Regions from separate parts of the Mus musculus genome. Here region 2 is linked to region 1. The links are chromatin loops, found by intact Hi-C in ENCODE. Cell type or tissue: left cerebral cortex. All regions are shown on one strand.

Region 1 (8,000 bases):
AAAGTTTGGAGGTTGGAGAGATGGCACAGCGGTTAAGAGCACTGACTGCTCTTCTGAAGGTCCTGAGTTCAAATCCCAGCAACCACATGGTGGCTCACAACCATCTGTAATGAGATCTGACGCCCTCTTCTGGTGTGTCTGAAGACAGCTACAGTGTACTTACATATATAATAATAAATAAATCTTGAGTCCACAGAGAGCAGAGGTTCTGAGTTCAATTCTCAGCAACTACATGATGGCTCACAACCATCTGTACAGATAACAGTGTACTCATATACATAAACTAAATAATAAAATAAAAACTTAAAGTTTGGATTATTTGAGGATAATATGAAGACATCTTGCCTTTATTATTCACAAATGTTTGTGCATAAAATAATAAATCAAAACCTACACAGCAAGCCAGAGGAGGAAAAACTAGTGTGAGCTTGGTATTTGGGTATAAACTGAAAATGGAGAGCAGCTTTTTTACTATCCACACACAGAGACACTAGGAAGAGCTGTGAAAAATATATCTTGCCAATTCATTTTTCTGGAGGAAAGAAGAGTCTTGAGTAGGAATCATCATCCCCCCCCCCCCCGCCCCGGCACAGAAGGGTGGGAAGATGACAGACAAGGAGATCTGGCCTAGAAACCTAAGGAGAGAAGTATGTCTTATAACATAGGTGTGCTTTCCACAAAGGTCTCTAAATTTACTGCTTCCTTTCTAACTGAAAAAACAATGAGGACTGGCATAGTGTCACTTACTGTGTAACTTCCACATGAGGAAGTGTTGAGAAATTGTCTTGTTTAGCAGCTAAAATGTCCCAAAACTCATATGACCATCACATGATCTTTATGTTGTAACAAAAATGTTGAAAAGGGGTTGTAATTTGAAAATTAACTTAGAATACCTAGCAACACAGAACTTCACACAACAAACAATTCAATGACACTACAGTCACTGCATGGGAAGACACCATGTAGCCATGAGAAGGAAGCTCTGAGGTAATTTTGAAACCATCTGTTCATGTGGAAAATAAAACAACTTGAAGACAATTATGCTAGTTTCACCATAAATAGTGAAAAAATGAATATATTCACGTTTACCTACACACAAATAATGTCTGGAAGGAACAGTGGTGGTTTCTAGGAAGGGGGAAATTGGTTGGCTACAAGACAGAGTGAAAAGGAAATTGCCTTCACGGGCTAATTTTACTCACCATATCTTCCAAATTGTGCACTATGTGTTTAAATACCTTAAGAAAATAATTTAGCAAAAAAAATATTAAACAGAACTTAAAAACTTGGGACACTTTTTTGGGGGAGGGGGTGAGACAGGGTTTCTCTGTGTAGCCCTGGCTGTCCTGAAACTCACTCTGTAGACCAAGCTGTCCTTGAACTCAGAAACCTACCTGCCTCTGCCTCCCAAGTGCTAGGATTAAAGGCATGTGCCACCACTGCCCAGTGGGACACACTTCTTACGAGAAAAACCCAGTCTAGGATAGATTCCTGGCTCTTTTACTAATGGCTGGTAACTTTGGATTCTTGACCTTCTTGCATTTGTGTTTTTTCAATTGTAAAAATGAGGATGGTAACTTAAGGACTTTACTGGGTTGTGAGCTTAACATAACTTAGAAGCACTGGGTAAATGTGAGCTATGGTTACTATGTTGCTGTACAGCTCTCTATTGGGAGTGCTGACATACCAACAATACCAAAAGAAGCCACTCAAGAAAATGCTCAGCATTCAAATCCTCATATATCCCTTCATTTTTATGTCACAATGATTACTTTCTATTCAGAAAAAATGAAAAATGGAGCTGCTTGAGTTTCAGTTGTTAGAAGCCTGTGTGTGCATCCAGAGTGTACTATACAGATAAAGCACATCAGCCAAAGACCTTTAACCATGTGGCCTTTGGATTGAGAGATGTATTTAGTGCCTGGCAAATAAAGCTCTAGTTAATATATGATTTTAAGACAATACCTGCCAGAAAAATTCTGATTCTTGAGCCCTCCTGTCTCTCCAGTTCTTATCATTTATAGTTAAATAGTTCTAATCTCTATACTTCCCTGGGGAATTGTTGGTTTTCTCATGACTTTTCTAACTTTTTTGTTGTACTTTTTCCCACTCACAAAGTGAAACAGATGTGCATGTGAAGAGTGGGTACTTGTGATTCAGTCAGGGGCTACACAAGGCTGGCAGGTGATAGTAAGGAACTCCCAGCTCTTCTGTATTTAGAGTCATTCATTTCCTTGGACTAGGCATTCTAAGTTCACCATGTGGAAGCAGTTGGCAATGAGCCTAACAGTAGGCTGAACAAATGTTTGTTCATTCCTGTGCTCAGTAGTTCACTGTCATTTTGTTCTGAAGCCAATTGGTTTAAATGAGAAAGTCAACTATAGTTGCCCCTGCTCTATTCACCCCCACTACCCCTGCCCCCACCCCTGCCAATTTTTTCAATCTATTTTTTTATTTCAACTTCCTTTGAGAAACTGTCTCTGCCCTTTGAACTGTGCTGCAGATGTTTCCTCTGAAGGAGGTGTAGGGGGTGAAGCACTGTGGAGTGGCCAGCATTGCTGAAGCCTGCACTTTGTAGAATCTAGGAGTTAAAGGGCAAACAGGACAGCCTGTGCAGAGACACCAAGGTTCAATGCCATGTACAATAGCAGAAAACAAGTCTTGGTTGAATCAGTAGGGAGCATGGTCAGTGAGTCTGCTCCTGATTATCATTCTACCAGAGAAAAAGACTCCTTCTTAGGTTTGGCTGTATCATTTGAAGAGGATATTTCCATTCAAGGTCTGTGTTTTCAGAGAATTTAAACTAAAAAAACAAAAAGTACTATTTTCAAATTATTTAGTCTTTGCCCCAGTTTTCTCAGTACCTAGTATAGTCTGTTAGTCTTCTTCATATTCTGTCCTTCACTTCTAGGATATCTATGATTTTATTTTTCAAAACCAGAAAGACCTAGATACCTTACAGATAGGAATTTGGTTTTATTGTGGCCACAGTGGCTTAAGTAGATTAGAATTTTTATCACATTAAGTTTTGTTCTTTGCACTTTATTTGCTCACCTTAAATAAGACACTGAACTAGAACATCAGGAATAGATGTTTCCTTCAGCAGTCATGACACTTTGGAGGGAGGTCTGATAATTTCTTGCTGTAAAAAATAAATCCATCTAGTTGTGACACTAAAAATGTCCTGAAGTCTGACATGTTAGCCCATATAGTGCCTATAAACTCAGGAGGCTGAGGCAGGAGAATTGCAAGGAATTCAAGGCCAGTTGGGGCAACTGAGTAAGCTACAAGGTAACCTGAGCTAGTGTGAGACAGCGTCTCAAAGCAAGAAACAAACAGATAAACAAAAAAAGCAAAATGTCCTCCTACTTGCCAGCAAGAGAGATAAAATTTGCTGACATTTAATTGGTGCACAGTTTCTTCCCCTAAGCAGTGAGTTGCTCTGTCAGTGTTACTAAAAGAGGACTTTGGGTGTGGAGCATAGAAAGGCAAGATTAAATAACCATACTTCCAAAACTAGCTTGGGGAGGGGAAATGACACCAGAGATAGGGAAAAGGAAACAGAGCTCCAGAATTGAGGAACCAGAATACAACTGTCATAATATGGATTTTTTTCTCGTATTAATTCTTCACTTTTTCTTTTTTTCCCTTTATCAAAAAAAAAAAAGTGATCAAAACACATAATAGCTACCATTCCTGTAAAGGTTTTTGGATTTATTTCCTCAGTTTCATCTAGTATCATCTTTGAACATTTTGTGTAAGTAATGTATGTTGTTTAATAGCTGTACCTTCCTATCACAAAGCCATCTTCGCTGTATCACAAGCAGCATCATAAATCTCCCAGGAGAAGGGACTGGGGAGCAGAGGGAGCAGGGTCCGTAGGTGAATGGGGAGGGGGAGACATGTTACATAGAATCTAATCACAACCACCTCTGGAGGCCTGACATATTAGATTAATAACTATTTACTGTCTAACACTGGAATATGAATGCTACCTTAGTTTACAGCATAGCACAAGGAGACCCCCTGAAATGAAATGCAGAGGGAAATGTGTGAGCTTTTTAGAGCACGAAGTTGGTTTTCACAACCATGTCTGTGAAACAACACAAACGCTCAATAACAGCCAGGCAGATCTACTATTGGATGTGTTCCTTAAAGTCTTATTTTCCTTCTTCAAGTCTGTTAGTAGACTTCCATCCATGAGCAAGTTTTCTTTGACCTTAAGTATTCATTTAGTCCTGGCCTGCCTCTCGGGATTTTCACCTAGGAGGGCTGCTCCAGGCAACTATCCACCACACCCAGATCTCAGCAGGAATCGGGCCCAGTGCTAAGGCCTCCACCCTGGGGGCAAGACACCCAAGATCTGGCCATCCGGGGACAGAGCGCTTGGGAACAAGGCCATGGATAGGAAAAATCCAGCAGCAGATGGAAAGGCCTGGATCCTAGACCCAACCCGAACCCAGAGGACCCCAGGGGTCCCGCTAACCTCAGGTCGGTTACGCTTCTGTAGTAAGTGCTCCAGGTAGAGGTCCGAAAGTGCGGTGCGCATGCTGTTCCCTCCCTCGCCTTCGCTCGACTTGAGCGTCATCTCTCAGGAGCAGAGACAACCAGACGCAGTAGCCGCAGAGCTTTGAGCCCAGGAATCGCAAATCGGGGAACTGCGGCCTGTTCAGAGACGAGCTAGACTAAGGCGGCGGAGGAGGCAGGGATCAAGAGCTGCGCTGAGAGCCAGGAGGGCCAAGCAGAGCAGTACCCACGCTCCGCCTACTCTCCACCCTGGCCCGCCCCTAAGCCCACCCACGCCTTGGCCTTCCTTGTGCTTAGCGATTGGAGAAGGCGCAGTTTAGCGTTGCTTGAAAGCTCCGCTCTAACCACGCCTCTGCGGGCCCTGTCGAGATGCGCAGCCAGCATCCCTGAAAAGATAAAATTCCGAGACAGGAGCTTCCATTCTCTCTCTTACTCGCACGACCTGTGAACTACCGAAGCGGATCCCAAAATGTCCAACTACTGCAACTGCAGCTCTTTTACCAACCACGAGTTGCAACTAGCTGAGTGAACTTTACATCCAGATTGCTCCTGACATCAGGAATCAACCAGCTACCCTGAAGAATGTAGGGGCTCTTAAATTGGTCCCAAGGCCAATGCACCTTTCCAGGTTTAGACTTGTAAAAGTGTGCTGCTGGTACCATCATTTACATTGGTATATGCTATTCAGCGAGGAAAGATGGGACTGCCCTCAAGAGCAAACTGGTTTTATTTACCTTAGGCCAGATCTCCTGTTGTTAATGCCACACAATTTCTAGGAATCAACAGAAGCAAATGGAACAAATAATCTTCAAGAATTGGAGTAAACGCCCTAAACTTCCAAATGGTCTGGAGACTAATGAAAGACTTTCTAAACAAAATGAATGTTTACTGGGTTTAAAGGCTCCTTGGGAATCCTGTCCTAAAATTCAGAGCTTGTATGATTGATAGCTTACACTCTCCCCCGTCCCTAGAAGAATTACTTTTAGGTGGAGAGAGAGGAGAAGAAAAGAGAAGAGAAGAGAAAAGGGGAGGAGAGAAGGGCAAAGGAGGAGATCTTGGTACAGAGGAAGAGAATACACTGAGCAATGTTACAGAATAATCAACTATGTAACACCTCTGTGCCCATATACAAAGGTACTCAATAATAAAAACAGCTAGGTGAGTAAATAAGGCCTTTCATTAACTGACAGTGGAACTGGAAAGGATGAAATTGGAACCTTGGTTTATGTGATACACAATGAAGATGAACCTCAGTTGGCGGACTGCTTAGCTAGCATGCAAAATCCCTGGGTTCAACTCTCAGTAATGCACACACTATTCATGATAGTGCGTGCCTATAATCTTAGCATTTTGGAGGTGGAGTTAATAGGATCAGAAGTTCAAAGTCATTCTCAGTCACTCAGTAAGTTTGAGGGCAACCTAGAATACATAAGACCTTGTCTCAAAACAAAACTAATAATAAGTAAATAAGAAAAAGAACTTTAAAAAATCAGAATATTTTATTCCACTTAAATATATGGATGTTGGAGAGTATATATTTTTAAGGAAAATGTAATTATATATTTTTATAACATGACACATAATCAAGTCTTTTTATTCTTTTTATCATATATATTATTGTATTTATTCACTTTGTATCCTGCTCACTGTCTCCTCCCAGTCACCTCCTCCTACCATTCTTTCTCCCATCCCCCCTTCTCCTCTGAGTAGGTGGGGGTTCCTGAGTATTCCCCCACCCTGATACATTAAGTCTCTGTGAGGCTAGGTGCATCCTCTTCCACTGAGGCCAGATAAGGCAGCCCAGCTAGAAGAGTATACCCCACCTACAGGCAACAGCTTTTGGGATAGCACCTGCTCCAGTTGTTGGGAAGAAAAAGAACTTTTTTAAAACAAAAGAGAACTAGACATAGTGGCACATACCTGTAATCTCAGTGCTTGGGTGGTAGATACTGGAGAATCTTGAGTTTAAACTCAGCTTCTGCTACAAGGTGAATTTGAATCCAACTTGAGCTATACCAAACACTTTCTCAGAAACAAACAATCCCCAAACTATGAGAGAATGGGAAGCTGACTCACTGGTTAGGATAACTTACTGTTCAAGCATGAAGACCTGAATTTAAATTCCCAGCAACCACTTAAAAAGCTGGTCATGGCCAAACATGCTCGTAACCCCAGAGCTATGAAGAGAAATAAGAGAATCTGTTGGCTGCCAGCATAGCTCCAGAGTCAGTGAGAGACCCTATATTAAGGAAAATAGGGTGAAGAGTGATAGAGAAAAACACATAAGGTCATCCTCCCATTTCTATATATGCATGGGGTTTGTGAATCTATACATACGTGAGTGTATACAACTTTCTAAGTATCCTTCACATACACATGTAGACACACACACACACACACACACACAAAAACCAATAAGCTTGGCGTGGTGGCACACTCCTTTAATCCCAGCACTTGGGAGGCAGAGGCAGGCGGATTTCTGAGTTCTAGGCCAGCCTGGCTACAAAGTGAGTTCCAGGACAGCCAGAGCTATACAGAGGAACCCTGTCTCGAAAAACAAGAACAAGAACAAGAACAACAACAACAACAACAACAACAACAACAACAACAAAAAACCCAAAACAATAAATATAATGACATTTCAATATATAAAAGCAAGAAATGTTTCTATTATGAATGTATAAAGACATTGTTTAGCTCTATCCTCTTAGCCAAACAGCCACCATCTTCATTAATTCATCTGTATCTGCTAGCAAAAGATCATCATATTTGGGTTTGTTGACTGTTAACCTACTCTTATAGAAGGAGGGTATGTGGGAGGCTACAGGACTCTCACTTGCCTATTCAGCCATTCCTGTCAATCAGTTGTAACTAATTTTGTTCTAATTGTTCTGGGTCTTGGGAGGGACTAGAGTGTATAGACTGAGGAAGGTTAACATAATGAAACTCCATCTGTGTGGCTACAGGGAAGCCATCATCCATGTTGGGATAAAGGCTTTCCAGAGGAACTGCTTTGCTTTAATCAGTGACCTGTCACCAATGCTCTGTAAGTAAGCTCAATAAACTCATTGGTTTTCCAGGAGAACTTCCATAGACTACAACTTTGGTTTGGCATTGATATCTTAGAAGTAATGGAGGTAGACACTTCATGGCAACAAAAGGACTACAAATTAACAAGAAAAACACAATCCAATAAAGAACTGGTCAAAAGACATGAATAAATATATCACAATGGAGGAAACACAAAGAGTTAATGGTGGTTTAAATAAGAATGGCCCCTATAGGGCTGGCGAGATGGCTCAGCGATTAAGAGCACTGACTGCTCTTTGGAAGGTTCTGAGTTCAAATCCCAGCAACCACATGCTGGCTCACAACCAGACAGCCAGGGCTATACAGAGAAACCCTGTCTCGAAAAACCAAAAAAAAAAAAAAAAAAAAAAAGTTGCCTTGGTCATGGTGTCTCTTCATAGAAA
Region 2 (8,000 bases), 250 kb after region 1:
GTAAAAGTTAAAAATTACTGACTGGACCCCTTAGTCTACGCAGTCTAATTGCTTAGAATGTCTTTTCCCTACCACCCTCTCACACACATACACACAAACAAACACACACAGAGTTTTGATTAGTAATTATTAATTTTATAAAAATGGAATATTATACATAATTTATATGCTTTTACACTAAGAAACACCTAGTAGACTTTTCTCCATGTCAGTAGAAACAACCTTAATTCATCATTTGTAATATATGTATGAGTTGGGTCATACAAATAAACACAGTCAAAATCACATCTTCACAATGTTGCACTTGACAGAGGATTTTTACCTTGAGTCTGTATGCAGCACACTGAGCAGATCACTCTGAATATAGTTCCAGGACAATTCCACTGCACCAAGGTAGTATCTTCTGATGGCACTAGAGCAGAAATTGAAAAGGCTCAGAAAGAAGCAAGCGAAGAGTGCTATTTGCATGGCTTTTATTACTAGAAAATGTTCAACTAAAGAAATGAAAATTTAACTCTTCTCTAAAATAACTTTAGCTTTTAAGAACAAAAAGAAAATGTAATGATTTAGTAAAAAGTCCTAAATATTTTGCAGAGCATTTTCTGGAAGTTTATCTACTGTGAGTGAAAGTAGCATTAGCACAAAACAGATCTGAAAGGATTACTTCCTTTTGGGTAGTAGGAAGCAGGCACAGGAAAACTGGAATAGGAAGAGTGGCTGAGCTAAGGCTTAACCCATTTCCTGCTGGGTGCATCCTAACAAGTTTGAATCCTTAAGAAAAGGAACAGAATACTGAGGAGGGGCGTTCAGGTGTATTTAAATTCCTAGCCTATTCTAAAAGACTGTTCCTTGGTACCTGTAGCAAAGAAACTCTAGATAGTGAAGATTCTGGAGTCTGCATGGAATGTAAAAGCTTCCACTTTGGGATTCACCAGATTCCAGCCTACTTTCTCCGCAGAAACTTTCCAGCTGCCCACATGGCCTAGAGATCCAGATAGGATACCTGTACCATATGTTTTATTTGCTGTTGCTTTTTTATTAATGATTACTATGGGAGGCCCCAGGTAGTCATAGGCAGAGCTACTCTTGGACAGGTGTTCTTGAATTGTATAAGAAAATAGGCGGATCAAGACATAATGATCAGTCAGTAAGCAATGTTCCTCCATGATCTCTGATTCAGTTCTGGCACCCAGGTTCCTGCCCTTTTGAGATTCTGTCCTCATTTCCATCAGTGAAATTGATTAGTGAATTGTTTATTACATGGAAGTATAAGTTGAAATAAACCCTGTTGCTTTTGGTCATGGTGTTTTATTACAGCCAGAGAAACTTTAACTAAGACACCCTCCCTCCTCAAAAAGCTGGAAACAAACTTATCATATGACCCAGCTATATCACTCTTGGGCATACATCTAAAAGGATTGTACATTCCACTATAGAGATACTTGTATATCCATATTCATTGCCATTCAATTCATAATTGAATGAAAAAGGAAAGAGCCAACATCCACCAACTGAAGAATGGATAATGAAAATGTGGTACATTCACACAATGGAATATTTATTACTCAGCTGTAAAGAAAAATGAAATTAAATTTGCAGGTAAATGGATAGAGCTGGAAATAATCATTCTCCATAAGGTAACCTAGACCCAGAAAAACAAATGCCTCAGATTCTCTCTCACATGTGAATGCTAACTCTGAATCTTTAGATATCTGTCTTAAATTGGAGTATCCATAGAGATCAGGAAACTAGCAAGGGGCCAACAAGGGAAGGCAGATTTCAAGGGAAATGGGATATACTGCAGTTGATATGAAAAGGGAACAGGAGAAGTTGAAGGGTTACGTGGGGTAAGGATAGGAGGGCAGGAGAGAGAAGTGAGTATGGGTAGTGATTATTAACACTAAAGATACTTGAAAAAAATATGAAAACCTACTACTGTAGAAGCTTTTTAAATAAAATATACATGTATACATATATAAGAATTTAAATGGAGTTACCCCTACATCAGGATGACAATGTCCCTACTAAACACTGCAGGGTAACAAATATAAAGCCCAGTGCCAGGAATGGGTCACCTCTTTTGGAGTTTGTTGGCTCCATAAACCCCCAAACATTATAAGGTACTGCCAATTTTTTGGCAATCTACAGAACTTCATGGTTAAGATCGTATTGCTGATGACACAACATAGTTGAGTCATAAAACATGGGGAAATCAAGCTGGCACTGACAAGATTTCACAGTGCTGGAAGGTTACATGTGTGCTATTTGGGGTGACAAGTTATTGACAGTCTTACAAAGCATCTAAGAACCCTGTGAGGTACTATATAATGACTGATATGTCAAAATAGCCTCATTGCTATGGTAGTGGCATAAATATAGTAGGAGTAACTAATCACTTCATGTTTGTATTTAAGGCCCACTCCACAGGATAGAACCGATACCTGTTAGAAAGCCAAAACCCCATGGCTGCCTAAGTCATAGGGAAGAACTGCTTTCCTAAATGGACACAAAAATAAACTGTCTCCTCCCAATTTTTTTTACTATTATACCGATAAAATAGGGGATCTTTCACTCCTCATCTAAGAATCTTCTTTTTTCTAATAGACTCACAACTAGTATATGTACAGAGGATAAGAGGCAATAAAGTGCTCAATTCTAATTGAGATATTTGTATCACTCCCCTCTCCAGTCCCAAGGGATCGGAAGTCCTGTTTGGCCTCAGGTACTGCGTACACGTGCTGTACTCAAACACATGCAAATACTCATATACACAAAGTTAAAAAAAAAACTTTAAAGCGGAAGAAGCAGCAGTCATAATACAAGTGTACATTATTAAGTGGTTGGAATGCTTTTAAAAAGTGTAAGATGTGTTTTCCTGAACTTAAACAGCCTTGAAATTAATGTCAGAATTAACATAAGTTCATTGTTTACATAAATATGCAAAATCTAAAATAAATTAAAAAAAATAAAGGTGAGATAAACTCTGTCACCACCAAGGCAGAGAAGCTTTCTGCACACGTAGCAAGCATTCATTCCTCTGCGCAAGTGTGGGGCTGCAGCTGAGGTGGTTGTAGCAGCTGCTCCAGGACAGGAAAGATGTCTAATGGGACCAGGCCCCGCTGTCTCCGACTGCCAAGGGACTGGAAATATCTGCCCCCCCACCCCCTGCCGGAAGCCAGCTGCGGATGACTAACGCCTGTTCCTGGTCTCGTGGTCTGAAGCTGTGTCATCGCGATACTAGGGTCCCCCCCCCCCCCGCGCCCCCGAAATGGCCGCTAACAGTCAAGGTAAAGGCGGGAGCACGCGCGCAAGGGCCAGGGGTGGAATCACCTTTGTCGCTTAGAGTGAAGTACTGCTGGTTGCATGCTGAGTCGCTTGCTGGGTTCCTCCCTCCCCAGGGAGCTTCAATAGCACCTGGATAGGGCAGCGCGGAGACTTTTCTGGCGGGTGTTCTGGGATCTGGCCAAGGTCATACTTAAGCTGGCTTTTGAGTTACCCAGGGATGTTATCTCTGCCTAGCTCTTCTAGCCTTTCAGTGCCGCCCCTACCGAGGTGTCCCTAGGGAGATCCAGTTACTGTTCTCAGAAGCGATCTGGCTCCCTGACAGGAGTGTTTTTGTCTCTTACTGCCTCTCAAACACCTACAGTCCTCATTTTCATTGGTACTTTCCTAATTGATTGTTTTGAAAACAGTAGGAGATATAGTCGGCCCACTCAAAATAAAATCCCAGTGGAGCACTTTTTTTCTTTCTTTTTGTCCGTTTTCTTTTCTTTTCTTTAGTTACGTTAAGTCAGTCAATTCATTAAGCTCACAGTCATTACACTTGATGCAATTGCTGAGCAGAATACCTAGAAATTTCTGAGAAATCTTGTCTTACATAATTGTAGTGCTTACAATAATTATCGTTGTTTTCCTGGGCCTATAGACAAGGCTTGTAAATGTTGTTTACCAGTGTTTAATGAGCGGACTCTAATTGTTATCCATCCCATCTCACCCACCATCAACAGATAATTTGGTGTAGTCCAGTCTGGCCTCAAACTCAGCTATCCTTGTGTTTCAGCCTCTAGAGTGCGTGGAACTATACCCAACTAAATCCCACTTTTGACTAGAGCCATACGTTGAATGTATTGTATATGGTTTTTAAATATATATATATGAATATCTAGTGCTTCTAACACTATTGAAAGGACTTGCTTTGTACTGTGGAGTTACCTGAGTACCTTGATAGGAAAATGATATAATAGTATATGTAAATGTATTTCTATACTTCTTATTCAACTAATTTTGTGTATACTTAGGTCAATTCAACATCCTCTCTCTCTCTCTCTCTCTCTCTCTCTCTCTCTCTCTCTCTCTGTTTTTTGAGACAGGGTTTCTTTGTGTAGCCCTGTCTGTCCTGGAACTCAATCTATAGACCAGGCTGGCCTCAAACTAAGAAATCCGCCTGCCTCTGCCGGGCATGCACCACCACTGCCTGGCTTTTTCTTCTTCTTTTTTTTTTTATTAGATATTTTCTTTATTTACATTTAAAATGTTATCCCCTTTCCTGGTTTCCCCTCTGAAAACCCCCTATCCCATCCCCCCTTCCCCTGCTCACCAACCCACCCACTCTCTCTTCCTGGTCCTGGCATTCCCCTACACTGGGGCATCTAGCCCTCACAGGACCAAGGGCCTCTCCTCTCATTGATGACAGACAAGGCCATCCTCTGCTACATATGCAGCTGGAGCCATGTCCCTCCATGTGTACTCTTTGGTTGGTGGTTTAGTCCCTGGGAGTACTGGTTGGTTCATATTGTTGTTCCTCCTATGGGCCTGCAAGCTCCTTCAGCTCCTTCGGTCCTTTCTCTAGCTCTTCCATTGGGGGATCCTGTGCTCAGTCCAATATTTGGTCAAGAGCATCCACCTCTGTATTTGTCAGGCACTGGCAGAGCCTCTCAGGAGACAGTTATATCAGGCTCCTGTCAGCAAGCACTTTTTGGCATCGACAATAATGTCTGGATCAATGCAACATCTTATTGAATACTATAGCCTTTTGAATCTTGAACTTAGCCAGGCAGTGTTGGCACTCACCTTTAATTCCAGCACTGGGGAGGCAGGGGTGGGTGGATCCCTGTGAGCTTGAGACCAGTCTGGTTAATTCTGGGGCTCCACAGAGAAACTTTGTTTCACTGCTCCCAGCCCCAAAAACCTTTAATTTAGGTGGCTCTAAATTATACTGTAGTTTTGAAAGTTTGAACACTCTTAAACTTTCTTCCTAAGTTTTTTTTGTTTTTGTTTTTGTTTTTTTGTTTTTTTGGGTTTTTTTTTTTTTGCCGTTTATCATATAGAAGATTGACTTTTCTCATATGGTCTGTTTTCAGTGGGACTTTGATATTCCCATCCCAGTAAGAATTGGAATATATATTCTCTCTTCTTTAATCTGGATGGGAACTACTCTAGGCCAGTTTAGTGGTAGCAAAATTCAATAGCTTCTGAGGCCAGAACTTAAAATGATGACAGTTTTTTCTAGGTCCTTGACCTTTCCTTCACTTGAGACAGTCACCTCTTAAACTTAGCTTCAATGGTATTAAGGAAGTCCACTCTAGCCTCTGAGAAAAATAGTCTGTATATGCAACTGTAGACTTTTTAGATTATTATTTATTATTATATTATTCCAGACCCTGCCCTGTAAGTTTTCTAGCTGAAGCCTCAGATATCACAAAATGACAGAGAAGCCTTAATGGTGTGATTGAATTCCACATGCACAGAACCAACCAGAGATAATAGACAAAATAACTTTGTTTCATGATGTTTGAGCAATTTGTTGTACAGCTATTATAACTTCAACACTATTTTTGGTTCTTTGCCTGTCTATATACATTTTAAAATCCCTTAACCCAGTGGTTTTCAACCTTCCTAATGCTATGCCCCTTTAATGCAGTTTATCATGTTGTAGAAACACCAAGCATAGAATTGTTTTGTTGCTACTTCATAATTGTAATTTTGCTACTATTATAAATTGTAATGTACATATCTGATATGCAGGGTAGCTGATGTTTAACCCCAAAGGAGTCTGGATACACATGTTGAGAACCACTGCCTTAACCTGTAAAGGACATTTTGGTTTTGCTAAGGATTATATAATAATGAGAATGAACATCTTAATATTGAAACTCAGGTAGGAATCTAGCTCACAGGCTTAGCTTTTTAATCCCCTTAAATTTAGGAGGGGAGTGCTCTATAGTTTATCATTTTTTTCTTTTGCCTGCTAATATTTAGAAAGCACCTGCTTAATTTTATATATATATAAAGTTTTACAAGATAATTTAGGTATTGTTTTGTACAATAGCATTCATTTAGATAGCAGCCTGGATATTCATTCAAGTACTCTTCATTCCCTTGTTCATTTCTAGAGTTCTACTTAGCATTTCTTGGTTGAGTTACATCAGTTTGCCTCTTGAATGTTATTTCTCTCTTATTCTGGTAATCTTCTTGGACTCCAATTATATATGTGTGAAATATTCTGAAAATTTTTGCTTTGTTTAATTTTATAAAAATTATTTATTTATGTATTTATTTATTTAATAATGTATATGAGTACACTGTAGTTGTGTTCAGACACACCAGAAGAGGGCATCAGATCCCATTACAGATGGTTGTGAGCCACCATGTGGTTTCTAGGAATTGAATTCAGGACTTCTAGAAGAACAGCCAGTGCTCTTAACTGCTGAGCCATCTCTCCAGCCCCTCATGTAATTTCTTGATCATTTCTGATTCTGCCTCTATTTTCTATTCTTTTTTTAAAATGACAATTCTTGGGTTTTTCTTTTGTTTGTAAACAGTCTTACATGCTGAGTTTTTAACATTTGTTATCTTAATGCAGTATGTTTCCAAGGAAGAAGGATTGGACATAGTAGGTAAATCCAAGATGATCTTTGTTCAAACCAGGCATTATACTTTTTTTTCCCCTTTGGTTTTTTGAGACAGGGTTTCTCTGTGTAGCCCTGGCTATCCTGGAACTTACTCTGTAGACCAGGCTGGCCTCGAACTCAGAAATCCACCTGCCTCTGCCTCCCAAGTGCTGGAATTAAAGGCTGCACCACTACTGCGCCACCACTGCCTGGGACATTATACATTTTGTTAGCTTGTTTCCCATTCCAAAGCTTTGTTTCCTGATTACAAAATGGGATTAATAAGTAGTACCTATCTTTTCCTGTGCATTTAATTAAATAGTTTGTTACTAAGTACATTGTCTAGTAAAAAGCACCCGGTCAAATATTGTTTACTTATTCATTGGAGATCTATATAATACAGAAAATTGGTTTGTAGGTGGCTCCTAAAGAGGGGAATTTAAAAATACATATTTAGAATGCTTTTATTCCATAGCACTGTTTTTCCCTATGTCAGTTCAATTGTTTTTAAATTTGAGAGGAAAAACAATAGCAGACTAAGCCTAAGTTTTCAAGGTGCTACAATACATATATTCAAATTTATTTATTTTAGTCAGAATTTCTAAAATTCCAATCCAGAATTTCAGAGATATTTTACTATTTAAAATAGTTACCTGTCTGCTTTAAAAATCTCTTAATCTTGTTAGGAATAGTGGAAAACTATTATGAAAGTAAATATTTTCTTATTTTCTTAGTTCTTTTTTTAGTTTTTTATTTGCATATACTAATCATACACCATGATGGATTTTATTATGATTTTTATACATTTATACAATGTGTTTTAATCATATTTACTTTTGTCCTTCCCTATTCCTTCTGATCCCCTTCAATTGTTGTCTTGTCTTCACTATACTTTTTTTTGATGACCCATTGAGTTTCATTAGGCTTATTTATAGGAACATGTGTGAGAGATTGTTTACTAGCCCATAGGCACCTTACCATACCACTGAAGAAAATGTCTACTCCTTTGGCAGTAACCAGTAACTACATATCTTCATTCTTTTATAGGAAACTTTGATGGAAAATTTGAAGCACTGGATCTTGCAGAATTAACTAAAAAACAACCATGGT

The links. Peaks named below come from ENCODE experiments on the same cell type or tissue, not always from the same donor. Only the 100,000 strongest peaks of a DNase experiment are listed, where the experiment ranks them.
Region 2: a loop joins it to region 1, with 10 times the contacts of the local background. A loop is called at or near these places in 2 of 42 quality-filtered maps.

The regions. Positions count from the first base shown.
Region 1 is chrX:75,126,239-75,134,238 of GRCm38, forward strand. Mpp1 (membrane protein, palmitoylated) reads right to left here and starts at 4,778. Exons shown (of 12, transcript NM_008621.3): 1 at 4,487-4,778. The coding sequence starts at 4,588. In left cerebral cortex, no CTCF peak of the experiment used is centred here; DNase peaks (open chromatin) are centred at 3,376 and 4,781; H3K4me3 peaks cover 1,686 bases; H3K27ac peaks cover 880 bases.
Region 2 is chrX:75,379,165-75,387,164 of GRCm38, forward strand. F8 (coagulation factor VIII) reads right to left here and starts at 877. Exons shown (of 26, transcript NM_007977.2): 1 at 323-877. The coding sequence starts at 468. Fundc2 (FUN14 domain containing 2) reads left to right here and starts at 3,235. Exons shown (of 5, transcript NM_026126.4): 1 at 3,235-3,287; 2 at 7,938-8,000. The coding sequence starts at 3,269. In left cerebral cortex, a CTCF peak has its summit at 6,603 (motif pointing right); DNase peaks (open chromatin) are centred at 3,194 and 4,017; H3K4me3 peaks cover 1,397 bases; H3K27ac peaks cover 1,144 bases.